Linked DNA regions of Homo sapiens: region 2 is linked to region 1. Evidence: read pairs that join two places in POLR2A ChIA-PET (ENCODE). Cell type or tissue: Caco-2. All regions are shown on one strand. Region 1 overlaps CLMP (CXADR like cell adhesion molecule). Region 2 overlaps UBASH3B (ubiquitin associated and SH3 domain containing B).

Region 1 (2,500 bases):
AAAGGAGGAAACCATGCAAGTGTACAGCTATGCATGTATTAAGCATAGACTTATGAAAGGAAAAGAAACCTCGGGACCCCTCGGGAAGCCAAAGGGAAGGTCGAGCTTGGAACGATGTCGGCAAACCTGCCTCCCATTCTTTTTTTTTTTTTTTTTTAAGTATTTGAGAGACTTCTATGAGACAGGACTGTTTCCTTGGTTTTATTTATTTATTTATTTATTTTTGAGACAGTCTCGCTCCGTCACCCAGGCTGAAGTGCAGTGGCACAATCTTGGCTCACTGTAACCTCCGCTTCCTGGGTTCAAGCAGTTCTCCTGCCTCAGCCTCCTGAGTAGCTGGGATTACAGGTGTACACCACCATGCCCGGCTAACTTTTGTATTATTGGTAGAGACAGGGTTTCGCCATGTTGGCCAGGCTGGTCTTGAACTCTTGGCCTCAGGTGATCCACCCTCCTTGGCCTCCCAAAGTGCTGGGATTACAGACATGAGCCACCACGCCTGGCCTGCCTTCCATTCTATTCCTGAATAAGAAATAAGATAGCTACAAAGATAAAAAAAAAAAAAAAAAAAAAGCTTACAGTACTCCTGCACAATTTGCCCACAAGGTGACTGCTTGTGGACAAAGGACAGACAGAACTCACAGTTACCCCTCTGCACACATGAGATAAATGCATATCTGATTGCTTCCTTTGCCCTATTTCACTAAGCCGAACTAATTTTTTATGTTTTTTTTTTTTTGTTTTTTTTTTGAGATAGAGTCTCACTCTTGTCGCCCGGTCTGGAGTACAATGGTGCGATCCTGGCTCACTGCAACCTCTGTCTCCTGGGTTCAAGCAATTCTTCTGCCTCAGTCTCCTGAGTAGCTGGGATTACAGATGCATGCCACCATGACTCGCTCATTTTTGTATTTTTAGTAGAGCTGGGGTTTCTCCATGTTGGCCAGGCTGGTCTTGAACTCCTGACCTCAGATGATCTGCCTGCCTCAGCCTCCCAAAGTGCTGGGATTACAGGTGTGAGCCACTGCGCCTGGCCCTAATTTTTTATTTTAGTAGAGATGGGGTTTCACCATTCTGGCCAGGCTGGTCTCAAAGTCCTGACCTCAGGTGATCCACCCTCCTCGGCTTCCCAAAGTGCTGGGATTACAGGTGTGAGCCACTGCGCCTGGCAAATCTCTTCTTTGGTTCAAGTGATTTATAATCAAGTGAGATTAACAAGGAAAGACTATTAAACAGAGAAAAAGAAATGATTTATTTGAAATAGTATCAAGGAGAGTGTCCCAGACAAGTTGGTGGCATTTGAGCTAGGCTTTGAGAGGCAAGGAGAAAAGGCCTGGAGGGAGCATTCCAGCTACACAGAAGGGCACTAAAAAAGGCATGCAAGCATATGGGCATCTCCCAGGCACATTTCAGCTGCAGCTGTTCCAAATTGTTTCACTCAAGCCCTCAACCCTGCCTTTGATCACGTGTTGCTCCACAGCTCTTCAGAGCCTTTCCTGAGAAGGTTCTCTCAATCAGATAAAACCTATGAACTCTGACCCAGAAAAAACTCACATATTATTTTGCAGATAATTCCATGGGGTTCCTAGCACTCAAGGGAAAGCCCTCTGCTTTAGGCACAGATGGGGAAGAGCTAGGATCACAGCCCTTCTCCTGGATGTGGTACTTGTTTGTTCTAAATATTTGTGGGGGCCAGATGCGTGGTGGTTCACGCCTGTAATCCAAGCACTTTGGGAGACCAAGGCTGGTGGTTTGCTTGAGCCCAGGAGGTTGAGGCTATAGTGAGCCAAGACTGCGCCACTGTACTCCAGCCTGGGTGACAGAGTGAGACCCTGTCTCAACAAATAAAATTTAAAAAAAGAAAAAAATGTAACTGGGTGCGGTGGCTCACAACTGTAATCCCAGCATTTTGGGACGCCAAGGCAAGCAGATCACTTGAAGTCAGGAGTTTGAGACCAGCCTGGCCAACATGGTGAAACCCTGTCTCTACTAAAAAATACAAAAATTAGACAGGTGGCCTGACGTGGTGGCTCACGCCTATAATCCCAGTCCTTTGGGAGGCCGAGGTGGGCAGATCACCTGAGGTTGGGAGTTCAAGACCAGCCTGACCAACATGGTGAAACCCCGTCTCTACTAAAAATACAAAATTAGCCGGGCGTGATGGCGCATGCCTATAATCCCAGCTACTCGGGAGGCTGAGGCAGGAGAATTGCTTGAACCCGGGAGGCGGAGGTTGCAATGAGCCAAGATCACGGCATTGCACTGCAGTCTGAGCAACAAGAGCGAAACTCCGTCTCAAAAAAAAAAAGAAAGAAAGAAAAAACTAGGTGTGGTGGTGTGCGCCTGTAAACCCAGCTACTCAGGAGGCTGAGGCAGCAGAATCACTTGAACCTGGGAGGCAGAGATTGCAGTGAGTGGAGATTATGCCACTGCACTCCAGCCTGGGCAACATAACAAGATTCTGTCTCAAAAAAATAAAATGAAATAAATAAATATTTGCGGC
Region 2 (2,500 bases), 420 kb before region 1:
CACTGTCATCCCCCTGCTGACCTCTGGTTTCTGGGGAGACAGGCTCTCATCTCTTCTGTAGCTTGGGGCTGATGCTGGGCCTTGGAGCAAGTCACTGAATAATTGAATTGGAGGAATCCTTGCTGATACAACCCTGATGAGTTTTTTTATTATTTTTATTTTTTGAGGCTGCTGGTGGCTAGAACTTTGTCTACAACAAATGGCTTTTTAATGTTTCCAGTGATTAAGAGATAATAGTCTTGGGAAGGACACTGTGGCAGGGATCAAAGGTCCTAAGGTCTGGTCTAGCTTCTGAATGATATCTGCACCTTTTAGGTCTTCTATTTAACCTCTTTTCCTTAATATCTTCACCAGCTTCTGTGCGTGGCAAGACCTGTCATGTGTCACGGGCCTTTCCAAAGACAAAATGAGATAACAGACAGAAAAGAACTTGGGAAAGTTAAAGATAGGATCAGGATGCAAGATGTGATTGGGGCATTATTGTGTTGGATTGCAAGAAGGGAGAGGAGGTGAGATGGTGGTTGAGGTGTCTGGCGAGGATTTACGTGTATTATTGGATTGTCCTTTTTTTTCTACTGAGAATATTTGAACAATGCCAAATTAAAGAGCAAGGCAGTGGCAGAAGGAAAGAGCTGGAATGAGCGCTTTTGACTTGGCTTTGGACAGTAAGCTGTGTTAGCTATGCCTCACTGCCCAAAGATAAAAGCAGCTCCAAGTTGGCTGCATGAGGAGTTGAGAAGCGGCATGTGGAGCCCATGAATTAAAGTATCTGGTTTCCCTGGCTTTTTCCAGCTTACCTGTTGGTTGACATTGGATCCTCTGAGAACACTTGGCCAACCCAACATCTCTGAAATGTAGCTGACTCTGGCGTGGGGGCTGCAGCTGCTTTCCCAGCCTTGGATAGACAGAAAGAGGAAAAACTGGAACCCACCTGGAGCTGAAGGGCTCTTATAGGTGGGCAGGGCAAGGAAGTCTCTAATCTACCTGCTGTGACTGTGCACCCACATAACACGCCCTTCTATCTGTGTTATTATACACTGTAAAAATTGCTCTTATGTGTATTAGATACCCCACAGCAGTCTTGTGAGGTAAAGCACACAACATATGCTTTGTTTTAAGATGAGACTGGAGGCTTAGAGGAGTTCAGGACGTGTCTAGAGTCACACAGTTGGTATGCAGGGACTGCATTGCCATAAGAGCCTCAGGCTAAACTGCAAGTCTCCTGAACTTTCCAGGCTACACGAGGTCCTGGTTCCAAAAAAAAAAAAAACAAAAAAAAAAATACCTTGATATGCTTTTTTTCTTTTTTTTTTTTTTTTTGAGACAGAGTTTCGTTCTTGTTGCCCAAGCTGGAGTGCAATGGCGTGATCTCAGCTCACTGCAACCTCTGCCTCCTAGGTGTCAAGTGATTCTCCTGCCTTAGCCTCCCAAGTAGCTAGGACTACAGGTATGTGCCATCATGCCCAGCTAATTTTGTATTTTTAGTAGGGACAGAGTTTTATCATGTTGGTCAGGCTGGTCTCGAACTCCTGACCTCAAGTGATCATCCCGCCTTGGCCTCCCAAAGTGCTGGGATTACAGGTGGGAGCCACCCTGCCCGGCCAGCCGATGTGCTTTTTTTAAAAAAACTTTTTTGAGTTATAACTCATGTACAATCAGCTAACCCTATTTAAAGATTGATACATTTTGACAACTGTACCTGTGTGATTACCTGCTACAAGACACAGTACGTTCACTGCCCCTAAAAGTTTCGTTTGTACCCCTTTGTGGTTAGTCCTCTCTCAACCCCCAACCCTGAGCAGCCACCAGTCGCTTTTTCTTTTCTTTTCTTTTTTTTTTTTTTGAGACAGTTTCACTCTTGTTGCCCAGGCAGGAGTGCAATGCTGCGATCTCAGCTCACTGCATGCAACCTCCGCCTCCCAGGTTCAAGTGATTCTCCTGCCTCAGCCTCCCAAGTAGCTGGGATTACAGGCATGCACCATCACGCCTGGCTAATTTTGTATTTTTAGTTGAGACAGGGTTTCTCCATGTTGGTCAGGCTGGTCTCGAACTCCTGACCTCAGGTGATCCGCCCGCCTCGGCCTCCCAAAGTGCTGGGATTACAGGCATGAGACACCACGCCCAGCCCAGTTGCTTTCTTTCACTGTACATTAGTTTGCATTTCCTAGATTTGCATGTAGGTCATACAGTGCATACCCTTGTACTTGGCTTCTTTCCTTCAGCATATTTTTTAGACTCATCCTGCATGTATCAATAGTTTATCTCTTTTAATTGCTGAGTAGACCTTCAGGTATTTGGATGTGCTAGTAGGGTAATTATAACCCCTTGCACACAGCTTCTATGAAAATTCCCTCTTACGCGCTAATGTCTTTTTTTTTTTTTTTTTTTTTTGAGATGGAGTCTCGCTCTGTTTCCCAGGCTGGAGTGCAGTGGCACAATCCCGGCTCACTGCAACCTCCGCCTCCCGTGTTCAAGCAATTCTCCTGCCTCAGCCTCCTGA

The links. ChIA-PET counts read pairs that join two places held together with the same protein. Peaks named below come from ENCODE experiments on the same cell type or tissue, not always from the same donor. Only the 100,000 strongest peaks of a DNase experiment are listed, where the experiment ranks them.
Region 2: POLR2A ChIA-PET joins it to region 1 with 11 read pairs; 1 of 35 experiments calls an interaction of 5 or more read pairs at or near these places.

What each region holds. Positions count from the first base shown.
Region 1 is chr11:123,085,044-123,087,543 of GRCh38, forward strand. All of the region lies in intron 2 of CLMP (CXADR like cell adhesion molecule), which reads right to left. Among named protein-coding and RNA genes, the nearest start is that of HSPA8, 24 kb to the left of the region's middle. In Caco-2, no CTCF peak of the experiment used is centred here; a DNase peak (open chromatin) is centred at 1,418.
Region 2 is chr11:122,660,604-122,663,103 of GRCh38, forward strand. The region is part of intron 1 of UBASH3B (ubiquitin associated and SH3 domain containing B); the gene reads left to right. Among named protein-coding and RNA genes, the nearest start is that of UBASH3B, 6.1 kb to the left of the region's middle. In Caco-2, no CTCF peak of the experiment used is centred here; a DNase peak (open chromatin) is centred at 1,178.